2 separate regions of the Homo sapiens genome follow, and region 2 is linked to region 1. Evidence: chromatin loops called from intact Hi-C (ENCODE). Cell type or tissue: right lobe of liver. All regions are shown on one strand. Links, peaks and the distances in the headings refer to the core of each region. The heading gives the core; the rest is flanking DNA. Region 1 has its middle 14 kb from the start of AZGP1. Region 2 overlaps ZSCAN21 (zinc finger and SCAN domain containing 21).

Region 1 (11,297 bases), core at 2,189-10,188:
TTGGCACTGCTGTTTCAGGGGTGAGGAAATAAAGGCACAAGGAGGTGACTGGCTCCAGTTCACACAACACACCAGGTTGGGGCGGGAAGAGACCTGGGACTTGAGCCCAGACAGCTTGAGAGCTGTGAGAGTCTATGCCAACAGCACCAACCTGTGCTAGGTAAACACCTGTTTTTATAATCAGAATGAAGAGGCTGTGTCCTCTGCCCTATGAGGTCCATTTCTGAGAGTTGTTGCTAATGGGCAAGAAGGTTGGGACTTTAGAGATTTGGGATAAAGATATCAAACACCAGAAAGGAAGAAAGAAGTGATCAGGCCAGGCGCAGTGGCTCGCATCTGTAATCCCAGCACTTTGGGACACCAAGGCAGTCAGATCACCTGAGGTCAGGAGTTCAAGACCAGCCTGGCCAACATGGCGAAACCCCATCTATACTAAATATACAAAAATTAGCCTCGTGTGGTGTTGCGCACCTGGAATTCCAGCTACTCAGCAGACTGAGGCAGGAGAATTGCTTGAACCCGGGAGATGGAGGTTGCAGTGAGCCAAGATCATGACACTGCACTCCAGCCTGGGCAGCAGAGTAAGACTCTGTCTCAAAAAAAAGAAACAAAGAAATAGTCAGACAGATTAGGTTGATTTAGGTGATGATATGAACTCCACCTAGAACTGAGAGAAAAGGAGAGCCTTCCTTTCCTCATATGGAATCACAAATAATTTCTATCAAATTCGGAAATGTACTTTGGTGTGGTTGTGACAGGTTCCTAAATACTCCCCGTAAGTTCAAACAAATAAAAAGAGATGCTACAGAAGAGACAGAAATCTGCCCACGGCCTGTAGCTCTCTTAACTTCCCTGGCTGGGAGGAATGCATATTTCATCTCAAATTGGCCCGAAATGCCAATCCATATAGCCTTTGCCACTCTGTGTCAACTGTACGTCCAGATAAAATCATATGCCATGATTACGGAACTGCATGCTTAGATTGCAAAAGCCTTTCCTCCTATTGAGTTGTGAAGAGTGCAGGACTAAGAGTTATTCAGTTGGCACTAGGCTGACTGGCTTCCTGTGGGGTCAGGGGAGGTTTCAGGGTCTCATGCCTTGCAGGAAAGGTTTGGTTGTGAGATCCAGAATAACAGAAGCACTGGAGCATTCTGGAAGAATGCCTATGATGGAAAGGACTACATTGAATTCAACAAAGAAATCCCAGCCTGAGTCCCCTTGGTCCCGGAAGCCCAGAACACCAAGCAGAAGTAGGAGGCAGAACCAGTCTACGTGCAGCGGGCCAAGGCTTACCTGGAGGAGGAGTGCCCTGCAACTCTGCGGAAATACCTGAAATACAGCGAAAATATCCTGGACCGGCAAGGTACTCACTGCTTCCTGCTATCCAGTGCTAAGCTGGGAAAAACCAAGGTGATCTCAGGCTGGGAGCTCAGAGAGCATCTTAGGCCAATCTCCTCTATCCATGTAAGTCACGTAGAACCCCAGTTTTCAACTTCCAGGATTCATTCCTTTCCTAGGAGGACATCAAAATTTCAGGCAGAATGGGCCAGGAAAGCCACTGATTCACTGGTAGGCTTCCCTAAATATCACCCATTGAGAGATGAGGAGCTGGAGGTGACAGAGGTGAGGGTAACACTGTGTGTAAGAGGCAGAGCTGCAGCCAGGCATGCTGGCTCACGCCTGTAATCCCAACACTTTGGGAGTGAGTCCAAGGTGGGTGGATCACTTGAGGTTAGGAGTTCGAGACCAGCCTGGCCAACATGATGAAACCTCGTCTCTACCAAAAATACAGAAATTAGCCTGGCGTGGTGGCAGGCGCCTGTAATCCCAGCTACTCGGGAGGCTGAGGCATGAAAATTGCTTGAACCCAGGAGGACTAGATTGCAATGAGCCAAGATCGCGCCACTGCACTTTAGCCTGGGCAATAGTGTGAGACTCAGTCTCAAAAAAAAAAAAAAGAAAAAAAAAAAGGAAGAGCTAGGACTTGAATTCCAGATTTCAGATTCCAAATGCCATCGTTGTTTCTCTCTACAATGATGCCTCCCATCTGGGTGGTGGAGAGAAGGGAGGTGTGTAAAATGTCAGCCCCAGAAAGACAACAGCGAGCCAGTGTGAATGGAATCGATGGCTGCAAGCTGAGACTTGGATTGCAGACATAGTGAGACTCAGGATTGTGCAGTGCTGCAGGGAAGCGGTTGCTGGATAGAGGCATGGGCTGAACCAAGCAGCTGGACTGAGATTGGGGGACAGAACTCCAAAGCCCACTCAGATGTGGGAAAACATGGGAAAGTGCACAGAGCATTCACAACTTATCAGAGTCAATACATGGGTGGGGTGGAGAATGGGCGAGAGGGGAGCCAGGACATTCCATGATCCAACAGAGAAGGATCAGGGAAAGCCTCAGCCTTCCCTGATCTTCTGGAAAGTGTCCCAGGGCAGGGGGCAGTGGGGCGGGCAGATACAGAGCTTAGAGCTCTGCTGATTGCTGACATCCAGGGGTAGGGGTGAGAAGAGACCTGGGCCGGGAGAAGTCGACCTCAAACCTGCAGTGTCACACTCTATCCCTCCACAGATCCTCCCTCTGTGGTGGTCACCAGCCACCAGGCCCCAGGAGAAAAGAAGAAACTGAAGTGCCTGGCCTACGACTTCTACCCAGGGAAAATTGATGTGCACTGGACTCGGGCCGGCGAGGTGCAGGAGCCTGAGTTACGGGGAGATGTTCTTCACGGTGGAAACGGCACTTACCTGACCTGGTTGTTGGTGCATGTGCCCCCGCAGGACACAGCCCCCTACTCCTGCCACGTGCAGCACAGCAGCCTGGCCCAGCCCCTCGTGGTGCCCGGGGAGGCCAGGTAGGAAGCAAGGGCTGGAGGCAATGTGGGATCTCAGCCCCAGTAGCTGCCCTTCCTGCCTGATGTGGGAGCTGAACCACCGAAATCACGGTCAATGGATCCTCAAGGCCCAAGGAGCAGTGTGGGGGGACAGACAGGAGGTGGATTTGGAGACCGAAGACTGGGATGCCTGTCCTGAGCTGACTCGGACCCAAAAACCATCTCACCTTGAACCACCCCCCGCCATTGTCTAATCTGTGGAAACTAATAAATAATCATCTCTCTTTGTCAAGCACGACAGAGAACAGTATTAACTGTAAAATGCTATAGAAATGTGATGTGATTTTCTCATTGGTCCTGCTCCCAAGCACTGAATTCATCTGAAACTCTTGGTTTCCCTTGGAGGCCATGGTTCCTGGGCACCCTGACTTGGGCAATCCCAAGCATGGCCCGGACCCGCTGTCCCTTAGGGATTGTTCAGGTGTCCCCTGCTGACATCCACAGGCGTGGCCATGGCCACTCTGGCTGTGAGGTGCTAGAACCCTGCAAGCTCTTTCACACAGCCAAGCCTCTTCTGTGCCTCAGTTTCCCCACACTTCTTGGCTTCCTGGGAGACCCAGCCCTCCACTCCAGCTGCTCCACATCTCCACACCATGTTCGCCTTGGCCCACCAGCCAAAGCTTATTTGAGAGCTCTCAGCTCTCCAGGGTACAGCTCAATGAAGCGGGAATTGGCCCTGAGGTTCTCAGACTCCCTCTGAGTCCCTGAGAGTGAGTTTCCTCAAATGAGTCGCCAACTGCCATGCACAGGTATCAACCCCAAACACACAGCAGAGCTCTCACCTTGACCTTCTCATGAAGCCTCACCTGCCTGTGTCTGTGCTTTTCCTTCCTGTGGGAAAAGAACTTTCCTTTTTTTCTTCCTTTTTCTTTTTTTTTTTTTTTTTTTTTTTTTTGAGATGGAGTCTTGCTCTGTTGCCCAGCCTGGATTGCAGTGTTGCAATCTTGGCTTACTGCAAACTCCGCCTCCCGGGTTCCAACGATTCTCCTGCCTCAGCCTCCCAAGTAGCTGGGATTACAGGCATCAGCCACTACGCCCGGCTAATTTTTCTATTTTTAGTAGAGACAGGGTTTCACCATGTTGGCAAGGCTCGTCTCGAACTCCTGACCTCAGGTGATCTGCCTGCCTCGGCCTCCCAAAATGCTGGCATTACAGGCGTGAGCCACTGTGTCTAGCGACAAGAACTTTCTTTACATCCTATACTCAGCCTCCCACTCTGGATTATTCCAAAATCCATCCTCCAAGCTGGGTTCCATAGAAGAATCATTCCCAGTCTTTGGAATTCTGAGTTAATCATCTTATCTTTCATGAAAGCCTAAATTTGAAGGCTACAATTTTTTGTTTTAACTCTTCGACTCCAATTTGAAAATCAAAGCTGAGAAATTACTTTTTTTTTTAAAGTCTACATGAAATCCACCTTTCTCCCTTCCAGGGCAAAAACATCCTATATGAACAGTAGCCAAGTTCAGGAAAGAAAATGCAAATAGTCGCCAGGCGCGGTGGCTCACGCCTATAATCTCAGCACTTTGGGAGGCCCAGGCGGGCGGATCACGAGGTCAAGGATCAAGACCAGCCTGGCCAACATAGTGAAACCCCGTCTTCACTGAAAACACAAAAAATTAGCCGGGTGTGGTGGTGTGTGCCTATAATTTCAGCTACTTGGGAGGCTGAGGCAGGAGAATAGCTGGGTTTGGTGATGTGTGCCTGTAATCCCAGCTACGGGGGAGGCTGAGGCAGGAGGATCACGTGAACCCAGGAGGCAGGGGTTGCAGTGAGCTGAGATCTCGCCACTGCACTCCAGCCTGGGCGACAGTGCAAGACTCTGTCTCAAAAAAAGAAAATGCAAATAATCAAGAGGAAAAAATATAGCATGTGAAATGTGAATATGAGGACACTTGGAGCAAATAAAAGGTGAAAGTTAAACATTTAAGATCAACGAAGAAACCAAAATCCACATGATCAGACCAGGGCTAAGGAAAATTGGAATAGGAGATGTGACCTCATCTATAACAGGAGACATGGATGATGATAAAGGAGGAGAGAGAAGCCACAGGATTCAAGTCCTGGGCAGGTGTGGGGCAGGAGGAGAGGGACACAGGGCTACTGAGATACTCAGGGAAAACTTCCTGGAGCAATTCGGATTTCAGAGAGATGTGGAGGCCTAAGACAGCTTGCCAAGTCGAGGTCAAAAGATTTCCATGCAGAATGGGATTTTACATTCCCTGTTCTTTTGAGTCTCCAGTGCCTACCAGAGAATCAAATATACAATAGGTCCGGGCACAGTGGCTCATGCCTGTAATCTCAGCTCTTTGGGATGCCAAAGTGGGAGGATTGCTTGAGCCAGGAGTTCCAGATCAGTCTGGGCAACATAGCAAGACCCTGTCTCTACATTTAAAAAAATAAAAAATTATCTGGGCATGGTGGCACACACTTGTAGTCCCAGCTACTTGGGAGGCTGAGGCAGGAAGATCACTTGAGCATGGGAGGTCAAGGCTGCTGTGAGCTATGATTGTACTATTGCACTCCAGCCTGAGCAACAGAGCAAGACCGTGTCTCAAAAATAAATAAATAAATACACATATTAATACAATAGGTAATTAATACATAATTTCTGGATGAATCAATAAATACGTAAGCAAAGGCAATAGAAAGCACTAAATATTTCTGACGACCACGAAGAACCTTTTGGCTGGGACAGTGAATTCTACTGGGAAAGAAGTTTGAAAAAGCAAAGCTCAGAGAAATTGAAGAGGACCTTAACATATGTATACCTTGCTATATCTGATTGATGTCTTTTGCCTGATTCAGTGTGCATCATTCCTCCAGCCTACCTGGGAACTATCCCCAGGAGAGTCCACCAGAGAGAGACAAGATAGTCTAAGGCAGGGGTCCCCAACTCCCGGTACCCGTTCATAGCCAGTTAGGAGCCGAACCACGCAGCAGAAGGTGAGCTGCAGGGTCGAAGCTTCATCTGTATTTACAGCTGCTCCCCCACCCCCCGACCATTGCTCCAATTACCGCCTGAGCTCACCTCCTGTCAGATCGGCAGCAGCATTAGACTCTCACAGAAGCACGAACCCTATTGTGAACTGTGCAAGAAAGGTATGTAGGCTGCCCGCTCCTTATGAGATCTAACGCCTGATGATCTGTCACTGTCTCCCATCAACCCCAGATGGGACCATCTAGTTGCAAGAAAACAAGCTCAGGGCTCCCACTGATTCTACACCGTGGCGAGTTGTAGAATTATTTCATTATATATTACGATGTAATAATAATAGAAATAAAGTGCACAATAAACGGGATGCACTGGAATCATCCCAAAACCATTCCCCTCCCCAGTCCGTGGAAAAACTGTCTTCTACGGAGCCGGTCCCTAGTGCCAAAGAGATTGGGGACCGCCGGCTTAAACAAAGAGGTCTTTTTCTCAAGCAGGTTCCAATCAGCGCTAGGCCGGATTCGCTATGGCTTTTGCCTGCCCCCTAGTGGTCAAGGAAATAGTTGCAGCCAAGTGTTAGGATCCAGTCCTTGAGAATTTGGCTCAAAGCCTGGATGCAAAGGCCATGAGATAACGGTCATCCGGTCTTCCTCGCACAACTCACACAATTCTCGCCGTCTTTTTTTTTTTTAAGAGGGAATTTCACTCTTGTTGCCCAGGCTGGAGTGCAGTGGCGCGATCTCGGCTCACTGCAACTTCCAACTCCTGGGTTCAAGCGATTCTCCTGCTTCAGCCTCCCATGTAGCTGAGATTACAGGCGCCCGCCACCACACCCAGCTAATTTTTTGTATTTTTAGTAGAGACGGGGTTTCATCATGTTGGCCAGGCTGGTCTCCAACTCCTGACCTCAGATGATCCACTCGCCTCGACCTCCCAAAGTGCTGGGATTACAGGCATGAACCACGGCGCCCAGCCAATTCCTGCCTTTTATTATGGAGGAAAACCTCCGCGGGATTACAGCACACCCAGTGGACGTCTGTTACCTCATCGAACTTGGGTCCAACCACCGGGTGCTGCAAACACTGACATGTGGATTCCAGTGAGAGAAACTGAGGCATTTATTGCAGGGTGCCAAGCAAGGAGAATCAGCCAGCTCAAGTGTAAGACCTAAATTCCCCAATGGCTTGTAGGTAAGGGTTTTTAGAGGCAGAGAAGCAGAAGTTACAGGCAAAGTCATAAATCAATACATGGCCCGGCACAGTGGCTCACGCCTGTAATTCCAACACTTTGGGAGGCCAAGGCAGGTGGATCACCTGAGGTCAGGAGTTCAAGACCAGCCTGGCCAACATGGTGAAACCCCATCTCTACTAAAAATACACAAAATTAGCCAGCTGTGGTGGTGCACGCCTATAATCCCAGCTACTCAGAAGGCTGAGGCAGGAAAATCTCTTGAAGCCGGGAGGCAGAGGTTGCAGTGAGCAGAGATCGCGACACTACACTACACCCTAGGCGACAGAGCAAGACTCTGTCTCAAAAAATAAAAAATAAATCACTCATAACCTGGTGCAATGGTTCACACCTGTAATCCCAGCACTTTGGGAGGCCGAGGCAGGAGGATTGCTTGAAGTCAGGAGTTTGAGACCAGACTGGGAAACATAGCAAGACCCCATATCTATAAAAACATTAAAACTTAGCTGGGCGTGGTGTCATGCACCTGTAGTCCCAGCTACTCAGGAAGCCGAGGCAGGACGATTGCTTGAGCCCAACAGTTGGAAGCTGCAGTGAGCTATGATCACACCATTGTACTCCAGCCTGGGCAACAGAGGTCTTTAAAAACAAAAAATCAATAACGTGTAATAATCTTTTTTTAAAACTCCCTAACAGGATGTGTGGCAGGTTCCTGAGGTGGTGGCTGCTGGCGGAGGAGAGCTGGCACTCCACCCCCGTGGGGCGCCTCCTGTTTCCCGTGCTCCTGGGATTCCGCCTTGTGCTGCTGGCTGCCAGTGGGCCTGGAGTCTATGGCGATGAGCAGAGTGAATTCGTGTGTCACACCCAGCAGCCGGGCTGCAAGGCTGCCTGCTTCGATGCCTTCCACCCGCTCTCCCCGCTGCGTTTCTGGGTCTTCCAGGTCATCTTGGTGGCTGTACCTAGCGTCCTCTACATGGGTTTCACTCTGTATCACGTGATCTGGCACTGGGAAGAATCATGAAAGGGGACGGAGGAAGAGGACACCCTGATCCAGGGAGGGGAGAGCAGCAGAGATACCCCAGGGGCTGGAAGCCTCAGGCTGCTCTGAGCTTATGTGGCTCAGCTGGGAGCTCAGCTGGTCCTGGAGGGGACAGCGCCGGGGTTGCAGTACCACCTGTATGGGTTCCAGATGCCCAGCTCCTTTGCATGTGGCCAAGAGCCTTGCCCGTATAGATTAACTTGCACCTTTTCCCACCCCTCGGAGAAGATCATCTTTCTAAAAGCCATGTTTGGGGTCAGTGGGTTCCGTCTCTTGTTCACTCTTTTGGAGATTGTGCTTCTGGGTCTGGGAAGACTGTGTAAGCCCCTGCGGAACTTCCTGGGTGGGGCCTCTTCCTCCAGCCACGCCCTGGCCCTGAGCAGCAAAAGGAACCTCCAGCAGACACTGTGAGCCATCCATCGGCCTGGTCAGCCTTGTTCCATTTCAGAGACCATGTTCCCCACAGCCCCAGTGACTAGGGGTGACATCTCCTGACCTCCCCCACCTGTGGATATGGCCAAGTCGAGGTACCGGTTAACCAAAGATGCTGAAGGAGTGAAGAACCAGCCATCCCCTAATACGCAGGATGGTTATATTGATTATGTCAAACTGAAAACTTTGGAGAAACTCCTCTCTCAGAAAGCGATAACTGGGCCAGACACGGTGGCTCATGCCTGTAATCCCAGCATTTTGGGAGGCCTAGGCAGGTGGATCACTTGAGGTCAGGAGTTCAAGACCAGCCAGGCCAACATGGTGAAACCCGTGTCTACTAAAACTACAAAAATTCTGGGCATGGTGGTGGGCGTCTGTAATCCCAGCTACTTGAGAGGCTGAGGCAGGAGAATTGCTTGAACCTGGGAGGTGGAGGTTGCAAAGAGCCGAGATCATGCCACTGCACTCCAGCCTGGGTGACTCCGTCTCAAAAAAAAAAAAAAAAAAAAAAAGTGCTGGTGTTCCTTAGGACTGTGTTGCGGGCCCTCTCTCTCCCCATTCCACACCCTCACTCTCCCTGGATAACTTTCCCTTTGTCTATAGCTCCAGCCACCACGTCCTTGCGGATGACTTCCCAGTGCAGATCCCCAGTCTGGGCTACCTCTCGAGTTCAGGCTTGAAATCCTGTCGTTCGGCCAGGCACGGTGGCTCACGCTGTAATATCAGCCCTCTGGGGGTCGAGGCGGGCAGATCACCTGAGGTCAAGTGTCTGAGACCAGTCTGGCCAACATGGTGAAACCCCGTCTCTACTAAAAATACAAAAAATTACAGGCATGCATGGTGGTGCGTGCCTATAATCCCAACTACTTGGGAGGCTGAGACAGGAGAATCGCTTGAACCCTGGAGGCAGAGGTTGCAGTGAGCCGAGATCGCACCACTGCACTCCAGCTTGGGCGACAGAGACTCTGGTCAGATGCCTCCTAGGCTCAGGCACCTGCTCTGGGAGCAGTGGGCTCCTCTGCATCCTTGAGCACCTAATCTTTATGTGCAGGATCATAAAACACACCGTGCGGATCAGTGTCAGATTTCCTTCTTAAGCTAATAGAACAGAATGCAGCTTTCAGGATTCAGGAAAGATTTTTCTGCACAGGCAAGTCAGTTGCAGTCGCGTGTTATTGCCACCAGAGGACACAATGATCCTGCTAACATGATGAAAGACTCTCCCAGCGGATTTAATAACAATCTTAGCAATTTTTTATTTATTTTTTTTTTCTTGCTCCGTCGCCAGGCTGGAGTGCAGTGGTGCCATCTCGGCTCACTGTAACCTCCGCCTCCCGCCTCCTGGGTTCAAGCGATTCTCCTGCCTCAGTCTGCCGAGTAGCTGGGATTACAGGCGCGCACCAACATGCCCGGCTAATTTTTGTATTTTTAGTAGAGACGGGGTTTCACCATATAGACCAGGCTGGTGGGTGATCCGCCCATCTTGGCCTCCCAACGTGCTAGGATTACAGGGGTGAGCCACCGCGCCTGGCCTTAATCTACTTTTTATATCTGTGGTTTTGCCTTTCCTGGTCATTCCATCTATGTTGAATACTACAATACGTGGCCTTCTGTGCAAGGGCAATTGGTTCCATGCTTAGTCCCACCAGATGATAGATGTTAACCAATATTTACTGATAAGTTGGGGCCTCTCCGACAAGGAGACCAATGAGGCTGTCTCCTTCAAAAGCATCTCAGCTCTGTCTTGGAGCTTTGAGTTGAGAGTTTTTTTTTCAAGCCAGATTTTACGTCGTTCCCAGACACATTCACAAGCCTTGCTGGACCAAAGAAAAAAAACGAGTTAGCCTGGGCACAGCGGCTCACACCTGTAATACCAACACTTTGGGAGGCCAAGATGGGTGGATGGCTTGATGCCAGGAGTTCGAGACCAGCCTGGTCAACATAGCGAGACCCCCCATCTCTAAAAAATAAAATAAAGTACATATACCAGCAATGATGTATAACCGAAAAATAAATAAATAAACAAGTTAATATTGAAATGTCATGTTTGCCCCCAACCCAAATAAGCACTATAACCTCTTGTTATTCACTTCTCATGCAACCAGTCTTCTGTTCTCTGTGAGTCTTTAGGAAATGAGGAGCATGATCTTCTAGCAGTAAAACACCTGTAGAGAATTGCCTTATGTTTTTTGTTTGTTTATTTGTTTGTGTGCTTTGGTTTGGTTTGCTTTTTTTTTTTTTTTTTTTTTTTTTTTGAGATGGAGTCTCGCCCTGTTGCCCAGGCTGGAGTGTAGTGGCGAAATCTCGGCTCACTGCAACCTCCACCTCCCTGGTTCAAGCAATTCCCCTGTCTCAGCCTCCCGAGTAGCTGAGATTACAGGTGCACACCACCACGCCCGGCTAATTTTTTTGTATTTTTAGTAGAGATGGGGTTTCACCATGTTGGCCAGACTGGTCTCGAACTTCTGACCTCAGGCAATCCGCCTGCCTCAGCCTCCCAAAGCGCTGGGATTACAGGCATGAGCCACTGCGCCCCGCCTCCATGTTAATCACTCTTTCTGATTTCAAATAACTCATTATCCCCATGACCTTATGGATTTGTTTTTCCTCTTCATCCACAAAATTCTCCAGAGAAGTCTCCCTTGTTATCTCTTGGCTGTGCTTTCTATCTCACCAGTTATCTTTCTCCAAAGAGCTTCCTCTGCAAAGAAGCTTTGTATATGAAGACCATGTGGGGGCTGAATCAAGACCAAGTTTCACAACCTAAAAGTAGTTCACAAAGCTTCCTTGCCTCTATTCTCTGCAAATCTGT
Region 2 (11,297 bases), core at 1,951-9,950, 67 kb after region 1:
TTCATAAGGGCATATAAGCTGTGGGAGATTGGCATAAAGGAGGAGGGAAAATGGACACAGAACAAGGGCCTTCTGTTTATGATAGACCATGAACTTTTGCTTGATGGACTTCTTGAGATAAACAGTCTAGATAGCTTTTAAAAAGTCACTGTGATTGTAGACAATGTGAGTTAGTAATGAAGCATTTGATTTCTAGCCGCATGCTTCTTTATTTTTTTAAGAGACAGGGTTTTCCTTTGTCACCCAGGCTGGAGCACAGTGGTACAGCCACAACTCTGCAGCCCGGAACTCCTGAGCTCAAGTTATGCCTCAGCCTGGGCAACAAAGCAAGACTTCGTTTCTACAAAAATAAGTAAATCAATAAATAAATTTTTTTTAATTAGCTAGATGTGGTGATGCACACCTGTAGTCCTGGCTACTTTGGAGGCTGAGGTGAGAGGATCGCTTGAGGCCAGGAGTTCAACGCTGCAGTGAGCTGTCATGGCACCACTACACGCCAGCCTGGGCAACAAAGCGAGACCCTGCCTCTGTAATTGAAAAACAATAAAATAAAGACCCAGTGAAGTGGTTCACGCCTGTAACCCCAGAACTTTGAGAGACCAAGGCAAGAAGATGGCTTGAGACTAGGAGTTCAAGACTTCCGTGAGCTGTGATTGTGCCACTGCACTCCAGTCTAGGCAACAGGCTAAGACACTGTCTCTAAAAAATAAAAAAATTAAATTAAAAAAAAAAAGTGAAAGAGGATTCGGGATGACCCCAGGTTTTTCGGTCCAAGTAAAAAGAACAATGAGAGTTGCCATTAGCTGAGATGAGCAGCTTTTGAGGGAGAGATGGGAATTCCATTTTGGACATGTTAAGGTTGAGATGTCTTACTGGACATCCAGGTGGTAATGGCAAGTGGGTAGTTGGTCGTATGAGTCTGGAGGTCAGCAGGGAGGTCTAAGTTGGAGATACAGTTTGGGCAGTTGTGAGTATATAGATGGTAATTAAAACCATGCAACTTGTGAAATCACCAAGGAGAGTGAGTGCAGGAAGGAGGAAGGGCACCCGGCCCTCTACTCGTTTGTAGTCTTTATGCATTGTACATTTGAGTTGTGTGCACCGCAAAACTGATGTACCACCGGGCGTGGTGGCTCACGCCTGTAATCCCAGCACTCTGCGAGGCCGAGGTGGGCAGATCACTTGAGGTCAGGAGTTCAAGACCAGCCTGGCCAACATGGTGAAACCCCATCTCTACTAAAAATATAAAAATTAGCCGGGCATGGCACGCACCTGTAATCCCACCTACTCAGGAGGCTGAGGCATGAGAATAACTTGAACTCGGGAGGCGAAGGTTGCAGTGAGCCAAGATCATGGCACTGCACTCCAGCCTGGGCAACGGAGTGAGACTCCATCTCAAAAAAAAAAAAAAAAAGAACTGATGTGCCTAGAATAAATCACTTAGCTAATGAGCTTACCCAGCCAACTGCCCAGCAGCAACATCCAAGGAAACTTTTTTTTCTGTAATTTGCAGAGGCAATCATGTGATCCAGTGGCATCTGTGAATTTGGATTCACCAAGTTCTCAGAGTGTATCGCACATGAATGTTATGTTACTACATGACGCTCCCTGTGTGATGCCAGCAGGTGCTGCATGACTCCCTGGTGAATTGCCTTGTTTCCCAGGCCAGATCACAGAAGCTGAGCAGCCCAAACAATGGTTTCTTTCCTGGTCTTAGGGTGCCCTCCTCTGGATAGAGTATTAAATTTTGTAACAGTTACGTAAAGTTAATCTGCCACTGAGGAGGGCTCTTACATACATACATACATACATACATAATTTTTTTTTTTTTTTTTTTTTTGCAACAGAGTCTTACTCTGTTACCCAGGCTGGAGTGTAGTGACAGGATCTTGGCTCACTACAACCTCCACCTCCCAGGTTCAAGTGATTCCCTGCCTCAGCCTCCCAAGTAGCTGGGATTACAGGTGCCTGCCACCACTCCCAGCTAATTTTTGTATTTTTAGTGGAGACTGTAACTTGTAATTTTATGGCAACTATATTTTTTTAGGTTTAACATGTGGCCCTAAAGAACCAGAAACCGAAAGGAACCAGTATTCCTGCCCCACAGAGTCCCATCTTTAGTGAGGCTATTTCTGGAGTTTATATGATGACCAAGATACTAGGTATGGCCCCAGTTCACCATGTTGGCCAGGCTGGTCTCAACTCCTGGCCTCAAGTGATCCGCCTGCCTTGGCCTCCAGAAGTGCTGGGATTACGGCCGTTAGCCACCACGCCCGGCCAGTCGTTTTAAATATTCTAAAGAATGCTCTCCAGCACAGCTACCTCATTATTTCTTGTTTATTTTAGTCTTTGGTGCTCAGGCCTTTGTTTTAGTAGGTGAGATGACGTTGCATCTCCCCTGACTCAATTTTTAAGTAGTCCTCAACTTGGGCACTCCTGTGGTATGTACTGAGTACATACAGACTTATTTGGCCAAAGAATCCTTTATTCAAATTATTGGTTATAGTGTGTTTTGTTTTTTGTTTTTTGTTTTTTTTTTGCAACGGAGTCTCACTCTGTTGCCCAGGCTGGAGTGCAGTGGCACAATCTCGGCTCACTGCAACCTCTGCCTCCCACGTTCAAGCTATTCTCATGTCTCAGCCTCCCATGTAGTTGGGATCACAGGTGCCTGTCACCACGCCCGGCTAATTTTTGTATTTTTAGTAGAGACGGGGTTTTGCCATGTTGGTCAGGTTGGTCTCGAACTCCTGACCTCAGGTGATCCACCTGCCTCGGTCTCCCAAAGTGCTGGGATTACAGGCGTGAGTCACCGCACCCCGCCTTAGTTATAGTGCTTTTGAACAAATTTTGGGAAATAATTCTGTATGCATTTTTTTCCGTGCCTTACAGTTTCCCTTTTCATGCTTTGGTTTGCTTCCTGATGTCTTAATTCCACTGCTAAACACTCCACCAACATTTCTTTTGGTGGAGCGTGGTGGTGCGTGCCTGTAGTCCCAGCTACTCAGGAGGCTGAGGCAGGAGAATCGCTTGAACCCGGGAGGCGGAGGTTGCAGTGAGCCGAGATCACGCCACTGTACTCTAGCCGGGGCAGCAGAGTGAGACGCTGTCTCAAAAAAAAAAAAAAAAAAAAAGACTAATCAAAGCCTTAATTTCATAACTATGAACCGTGTTTACAGAATGTTAGCACTAAAGTCCATTTTGTTTGTCAGAAAACTACTTATGATCTCTCTTTTTTTTTTTTTTTTGAGACTGAGTCTTGATCTGTCACCCAGGCTGGAGTGCAGTGGTGCAATCTTGGCTCACTGCATCCTTCCCCTCCCAGGTTAAAGCGATTCTCCTGCCTCAGCCTCCTGACTAGCTGGGATTACAGGTGTGCAACACCACACCCGCCTAATTTTTGTATTTTTAGTAGAGACAGGGTTTCACCATGTTGGCCAGGCTGGTCTCGAACTCCTGACCTCAAGTGATCCGCCCGCCTTGGCCTCTCAAAGTGCTGGGATTACAGATGTGAGCCACTGCACCTGGCACTTCAGTTTGTTTTGTTTTTATTTTTTGAGACAGAGTTTTGCTCTGTCACCCAGGCTGGAGTGCAGTGGCGCGATCTCGGCTCATTGCAACCTCTGCCTCCCATGTTCAGGGGATTCTTGTGTGCCTCAGCCTCCCAAATAGCTGAGATTACAGGTGCACACCACCATGCCCAGCTAATTTTTGTATTTTTAGTAGAGACAGGATTTCACCATGTTGGCCAGGCTGGTCTCAAGTCCAGGCCTGCCTCGGACTCCCAGAGTGCTGGGATTACAGGCATGAGCCACTGCGCCCGACCTCAGTTATTTTTAATGTACTAGTTAATTACACCCTTCGAGCATGACTCAGGTCATACTGACAGGCCCAGTCATTTGACTAGTGAATTTTCCTTTTTTTTTTTTTTTTGAGACAGAGTCTCGCTCTGTCACCCAGGCTGGAGTGCAGTGGCGCGATCTCTGTTCACTGCAAGCTCCACGTCCCTGGTTCAGGCCATTCTCCTGCCTCAGCCTCCCGAATAGCTGGACTACAGGCGCCTGCAACCACGCCCGGCTAACTTTTTTTTGTATTTTTAGTAGAAACAGGGTTTCACCATGTTAGCCAGGATGGTCTCGATCTCCTGACCTCGTGATCCGCCCGCCTTGGCCTCCCAAAGTGCTGGGATTACAGGCGTGAGCCACCGCGCCCGGCCCTCCTCTTTTTTTTTTTTAGACGGAGTCTCGCTCTGTCGCCCAGGCTGGAGTGCAGTGGCACAATCTCAGCTCACTGCAAGCTCCGTCTCCCGGGTTCACACCATTCTCCTGCTCAGCCTCCCAAGTAGCTGGGACTACAGGCACCCGCCACCACGCCTGGCTAATTTTTTGTATTTTTAGTAGAGATGAGGTTTCACCGTGTTAGCCAGGATGGTCTCGATCTCCTGACCTCGTGATCCGCCCACCTCAGCACCTCCCAAAGTGCTGGGATTACAGGCGTGAGCCACCATGCCTGGCCTTGACTAGTGAATTTTCATTGCTCAAGCTAAATGTCTTAGGTTTAAACAGATGGCATCTAGCCAGTAGATAGCTTGATAAAATCTCAGAAACTATAATATCTATAGTGGTGAGATTCTGAACTAGTTTTGGAGCAAAGTTAACTTTAAAATTATGCCACATTGCACTTTTTAGGAAAGTGGAGACCACTGAAATCAAAGTAGGATATCCTGAGCTGATTGCAGAAAGATTTTTTTTTTTTTAGAGATGGAATCTCGCTCTGTTGCGCAGGCTGGAATGCAGTGGCGCAGGCTTGGCTCATTGTATCCTCTGCCTCCTGGGTTCAAGCAATTCTCCTGCCTCAGCCTCCCAGGTAGCTGGGATTACAGGCATCCATCACCACGCCTGGCTAATTTTGTATTTTTAGTAGAGACAGGGTTTCACCATGTTGGCCAGGCTGGTCTCAAACTCCTGACCTCATGTGATCCACCCGTCTCAGCCTCCCAAAGTGCTGGAATTATAGGCATGAGCCACTGTACCCAGCTCATTCCAGAAAGATTTTGAGCAGTTGTTTTTGTATGGTAGTTTTATGGTGGACATAATTTCCACAATTTCTTGTGTTAAAGGTATGGCTGTAAAGACCCAAAAACACTTTTCAGTTTGATTATTTTTTGGTAACTATATTTTCTTAGGTTTAACTTGTGGCCCTAAAGAACTGGAAACCCAAAGGAACGAATATTCCTGCCCCACAGAGTCCCATCTTTGGTGAGGCTGTTTCTGGAGTTTACATGATGACCAAGGTACTAGGCATGGCCCCAGTTCTGGGCCCTAGGCCTCCACAGGAGCAGGTGGGGCCTCTGATGGTAAAAGTCGAGGAGAAAGAAGAGAAAGGCAAGTACCTTCCTAGCCTGGAGATGTTCCGCCAGCGCTTCAGGCAGTTTGGGTACCATGATACCCCTGGACCCCGAGAGGCCCTGAGCCAACTCCGGGTGCTCTGCTGTGAGTGGCTGAGGCCCGAGATCCACACCAAGGAGCAGATCCTGGAGCTACTGGTGCTGGAGCAGTTCCTGACCATCCTGCCCCAGGAGCTCCAGGCCTGGGTGCAGGAGCATTGCCCGGAGAGCGCTGAAGAGGCTGTCACTCTCCTCGAAGATCTGGAGCGGGAACTGGATGAGCCAGGACACCAGGTAGGCAGGAGAGACCTTTGTTATTCTAGGAGATTGGGAGCGTAACATTCTAGGCAGGAACAAGGGTTTGTCCATACATTAAGATTTGCTGAATGGAAATTTCTGCTGAATTAGACCTTGTTTCCTCCTATTTTTCTCTATCATCCTAAACTAACTTTTAGCCTTGGGAATGGAATGGGATGGGTGTTTTCCTTTTCTCTTTCCTAGAGGTTCTATGTAGCTCTACTGGGATTTTCATTCTTGGTCTTAAAGTGAGCCATGCACAAACCTAGCCATTCCTGATTGTCTCTAGGTCTCAACTCCTCCAAACGAACAGAAACCGGTGTGGGAGAAGATATCCTCCTCAGGAACTGCAAAGGAATCCCCGAGCAGCATGCAGCCACAGCCCTTGGAGACCAGTCACAAATACGAGTCTTGGGGGCCCCTGTACATCCAAGAGTCTGGTGAGGAGCAGGAGTTCGCTCAAGATCCAAGAAAGGTCCGAGGTGAGGACCACCCATTAGACTCCTATTCAGTGCCCCAGGCCCCTGTGGTTGGAGAAGCAGAATAATTAGTAATTCTTGGTTGTGAGGTGATTTCATAGATTGACTTGATTAGTTGGGCTGACTGGGTGGAAATAGTCCCCTTTCCTCCCCCAAGTAAGGCTGTCTTAACCTGGGCCCTAGCATGGGAATGGATCACTCTTAAAGGATCAGTTTCTCTTTGAAGTCTGAGTATTACAAATAATTTTTTTTAAAGGGTCAATTGAAATGAGTTTAAAAAAGAAACTGTTAACAGAGGTGTAGAGACTTCAAATGAACCAATAAGGAATAGTGTTGCACCAGACAACAGTGAAAAGCTGTTACTCCCTGTGAGCCTAAAGGGACAGAGGGGGACCCTCTTACCAGAATCAGGTAAGAGCTATAGTCATGGAGGAGGGGGTCACTTGATAGAAGTTGTGGCTGTAGGCCCTGCTGTGGGATGAGGAGAAAACGGAATAAATACCCCAACTGCACCCTCCTCCTGCCCTTAAATCTCCTGCTTTTGTTCCCCAATGACAAACTCAGTTGGCAGCCAGAGGGCAGGAAAGACAAGACAGTGCAGCCCTTAGGGTCAGCTTCCTGGGGCACAGGGCGGGTCAGAGAATGGATCTGAGAAGGGCAAATGGGAAATAATTGGCAACCTCCTTTCTGAAGCTATGGAAAGAGGTGGGGCATTTTTCACAAGTCAAAGCTGTATTAGGTGACTACTCCTGAGCTCAAATCTCCATATATTATGGTTTATAGAATAATCTCAGGCCATAAATGGTCATCCCCTGTGGGGGTGTTTTTGTGTGTTTTTCTGAGACAGGGATTCCATCCGTCATCCAGGCTGGAGGGCAGTGGCGTGATCATAGCTCACTGCAGCCTCAATCTCTGGGGCTCAAATGATCCTCCCACCTCAGCCTCCCAAGTAGCTGGGACCACCATGTCTGGCTAACTTTATTTTTTTGTACAGACAGGGTCTCACTATGTTGCCCAAGCTGGCCCTATGTTATTTTGTTATTTTATGGGTTCTACTCTTAAGTACCTTCATTTACCAGAAGGATTAGAACTAAATCTTTGAAACAGAGTTAATGTTTAATTATATGTTTGCAAAAATATGGCATATTATTCCAAATCCTAATAGTTTCAAACCAGGACTTTGCTTACGTGTTGGTGGTGTAGACCACTATTTATGTGTGTGGTGTGATTTCATGACAAGAGTCCATGGCCCTCAGAAATCTCCCTCCATGCTTGCTGTGTCTGAAACGTGAAACTCCATCATGGAAACAGAGTTTCGAGCCGGTTAAAAATCACATTTTCTAGGAAAAGTAAAAAATTAAACTGTTAGCTAAATTCTTCATGGTTTATGGTGAACACAGTAGACCTCTCCAGGCAATTGGGGTTTCCCCAGAGTTGCCACAGTAATTAGAGATAAAAATAGCCGGAGACCTATCTGGTCAGTTTTATTTTCCATATCTCTTGGTGTAGCCCCTTGGCAGTATTACACAAAGAGGAGGGTGGAGTGGAAGGATTATCAGAGCCAGGAACAGGCTTGGGTTTTAGTACCCAGATGGGACAGAAGACAAAGCTGCTGGGCCCTCCTAAGGAAAGGGAAGTTGGCTGTGAAAGCTTTGCATAAAGTCTTTTTTTTTTTTTTTTTTTTGAGACGGAGTCTCCCTCTGTTGCTAGGCTGGAGTGCATTTATGCAATCTCGGCTCAGTGCAACCTCTGCCTCCCAGGTTCAAGAGATTCTCCTGCCTCAGCCTCCCGAGTAGCTGGAACTACAGGTGCACACCACCACGCCCAGCTCTTTTTAAAAAAACAGAGTTTCGGTCTTGTTGCCCAGGCTGGAGTGCAGTGGCGCTATATCGGCTCACCGCAACCTCCGCATTCCAGTTTCAAGTGATTCTCCTGCCTCAGCCTCCCGAGTAGCTGGGATTATAGGCTTCTGCTACCATGCTCGGCTAATTTTTGTATTTTTGGTAGAGACAGGGTTTCACCATGTTGGCCAGACTGGTCTCGAACTCCTGACCTCATGATCCGCCCTCCTCGGCCTCCCAAAGTGCTGGGATTACAGGCGTGAGCCACCACGCCCAGCCAAGAAACTGTTAATAAAAACACAAACAGGCACCTTTGACAGAAACAAAATAGAATTTCTAAAAGTGAAAACTGTAGTCATTGAAATGAAGAATGCAATGGCTGTTTTAAATAATGAAGGACATGATTAGCAAACAGAGGTAGATGGAAGGAAGTCATCTGAAATGCTACTTAGAAAGATCAAGGTGGCAGGCATTGGACATCAGTGTGGGATCAGATGAGAAGGTCCAGTGTATGTTTAATAGCTGTTCCAGAGGAGGCGGAAAGAGTTGGAGAGGGCAGACATGATGGCTCACACCGGTCATCCCAGCACTTTGGGAGGCCGAGGAGGGCGGATCATGAGGTCAGGAGATGGAGACCATCCTGGTCAACATGGTGAAACCCCATCTCTACTAAAAATACAAAAATTAGTTGGGCGTGGTGGCATGCACCTGTAGTCCCAGCTACTCAGGAGGCTGAGGCAGGAGAATCGCTTGAAGCCAGGAGGCGGAGATTGCAGTGAGCCAAGATCGCGCCATTGCACTCCAGCCTGGCAACAGAGTGAGATTCCATCTCAAAAAATAAAAAAAAAACCAGACTGGCTGGGCATGGTGGCTCACGCCTGTAATCCCAACACTTCGGGAGGCTGAGGCAGGCGGATCACCTGAGGTCAGGAGTTTGAGACCAGCCTGGCCAACATAGTGAAACTCCATCTCAACCGGGCATGGTGGCACGTGTTGTCCCTGGGACCTGTAGTCCCAGCTACTCGGGAGGCTGAGGCAGGGGAATCGCTTGAACTTGGGAGGCAGAGGTTGCAGTAAGTCAAGATCGCGCCACTGCACTCCAGCCTGGCGCAACAGAGTAGGACTCCGTCAAAAAAAAAAAAAAAAAAAACATTTCTACTAAAAATACAAAAATTAGTCGAGTGTATTGGTACACGCCTGTAGTCCCAGCTCCCAGCTACTTGGGAGGCTGAGGCAGGAGAATCACCTGAACCCAGGAGGTGGAGGTTGTGGTGCAGCAGTGACCTGAGATTGCACCACTGCACTCCAGCCTGGGCGACAGAGTGAGACCGGGTCTCAAAAGTAACCAAGACATAAAAGACGGATTACCCCCCTCAAAGGAATGCTGATTAGACTGATGACAAACTACCCAACAGTAACAGTGCAGCCTGGAAGACAATGAAATAAATAGTCCTGGTAAATTCTTTTTCAATTTTTGCCTCATTCAGCTATTTTTTAAAATGTTAACTTTTGGCTGGGCATGGTGGCTCACACCTGTAATCCCAGCACTTTGGGAGGCCAAGGCAGGTGGATCATTTGAGGCCAGGAGTTTGAGGCTAGCCTGAGCAACATGGTAAAACCCCATTTGTACAAAAAATACGAAAATTAGCCAGGTGTGGTGGCTAGTGCCTGGGGTCCCAGCTATTCGGGAGGCTGAGGCAGGAGGATCATTTGAGCCTGGGAGGTGGAGGTTGCAGTGAGCTAAGATTATGCCACTGTACTCCCACCTGGGCAACAGAGCCAGACTCTATCTCAAAACAAAACAAAGTTTATGAGGTTACTTCTGTCCCACACATGTAGTCCATGGCTGTCCAGTGACTCGAAGAGAAGTCTGTGTGTAGGCAAGCGATTGCTAATTATGGAGAGTGTGAAGGACTTCAGCTGCTGAAGCTCTGACCCCCAGCAGATGGTGAGGAGAGGGTGAGCCTGGAAGCAGCTGATAGTCACTGTCAGCAAAGGAAGGAGATAGACAGCTGGGCAGAGAGAGAGAAGCTGTCAGGGCGGTTCCTAGGGAAGGGGAAACGGGTGAAGAAGGTAGCTTGCTGACAGGCTTCTGTACCCTCAGAGGACTAACAGTTCTCCAAGGGGTCCCATTTTTCAGAGCGAATTTCTCTTACTCCCCTTTTCCCTGATGTGGATGGCCAGGTGGACTTTGAAGAGGTGTGACTGCCTGGTGAGGCGTTCTAAAAAGATAAACTGGTTCCATCTGATTTTAATAGTGAGCGTCACTTTATAACTGAATTACAAGATGTAGCCAGTGTAAGTAAATGATGAGCGTGAAGCCCTCTTGGAGATCACGTGCTTTCATTCTGATTGATACGGATCTGGGGCGGGAATGATTGTAAATGGTCAGAATGCCCTCTGATTGCTTTTATGTTCAACTGCTGTGGGAACATGGGTTTTTGTGAGTTTGCCACTCAGCCTCATCCTTAATTGTCCTTGTCATTTTCCTTAACCCTGGCCCTGCAGCAGTCATTCTCCCTTGTTTTTAATCTGCGTGAGGCTCAACTGTTCTTTTTTTTTTTTTTTTTTTTTTTAAAGGGCCGGGTGTGGTGGTTCATGCCTGTAATCCCAGCACTTCGGGAGGCTGAGGCGGGCAGATCACCTGAGGTCAGGAGTTCTAGACCAGCCTATGGTCTAGAACATGGAGAAACCCTGTCTCTACTAAAAATACAAAATAAGCCGGGCATGGTGGCACATGCCTGTAATCTCAGCTACTCGGGAGGCTGAGGCAGGAGAATCGCTTGAACCTGGGAGGCAGAGGTTGCGGTGAGCTGAGATTGAACCATTGCACTCCAGCCTGGACAACAGGAGCAAAACTCCATCTCAAAAAAAAAAAAAACATCTGGGCACGGTGGCTCACGCCTGTAATCCCAGCACGTGGATCACCTGATGTCAGGAGTTTGAGACCAGCCTAGCCAACATGGTGAAACCCCATCTCTATTAAAAATACAAAAATTAGCTGGGCGTGGTGCCAGGTGCTTCTAGTCCCAGCTCTTCGGGAGGCTGAGTCAGGAGAATCACTTGAACCCAGGAGCGGAGACTGCGGTGAGCCAAGATGATACCACTGCACTCCAGCCTGGGCAACAGAATGAGACTCCGTCTCAAAATAAATAAATAAAATAAATATTTTTTTAAAGATAGGGTCTCACTCTGTTGCCCAGGCCAGCACAATCATGGCTCACTGCAGTCTTGACCCATTGCAGCCTTGACCTTCCAGGCTTAAGTGATCCTCTTATTCAGTCTCCCAAGTAGCTG

What was found. Hi-C counts contacts between places; a loop is a spot of excess contacts. Peaks named below come from ENCODE experiments on the same cell type or tissue, not always from the same donor. Only the 100,000 strongest peaks of a DNase experiment are listed, where the experiment ranks them.
Region 2: a loop joins it to region 1, with 3 times the contacts of the local background. A loop is called at or near these places in 71 of 110 quality-filtered maps.

Annotation. Positions count from the first base shown.
Region 1 is chr7:99,984,686-99,995,982 of GRCh38, forward strand. It overlaps the pseudogene LOC100128334. Among named protein-coding and RNA genes, the nearest start is that of AZGP1, 14 kb to the left of the region's middle. RefSeq lists an enhancer at 9,391-9,892. In right lobe of liver, for the core only: CTCF peaks have their summits at 6,378 (motif pointing left) and 9,664 (motif pointing right); DNase peaks (open chromatin) are centred at 6,376, 6,829 and 9,656; H3K4me3 peaks cover 785 bases; H3K27ac peaks cover 941 bases.
Region 2 is chr7:100,051,729-100,063,025 of GRCh38, forward strand. It overlaps ZSCAN21 (zinc finger and SCAN domain containing 21), which reads left to right. Exons shown (of 4, transcript NM_145914.3): 2 at 5,183-5,677; 3 at 5,970-6,162. The coding sequence starts at 5,279. Among named protein-coding and RNA genes, the nearest start is that of ZSCAN21, 7.6 kb to the left of the region's middle. RefSeq lists an enhancer at 7,632-7,751. In right lobe of liver, for the core only: no CTCF peak of the experiment used is centred there; no DNase peak of the experiment used is centred there.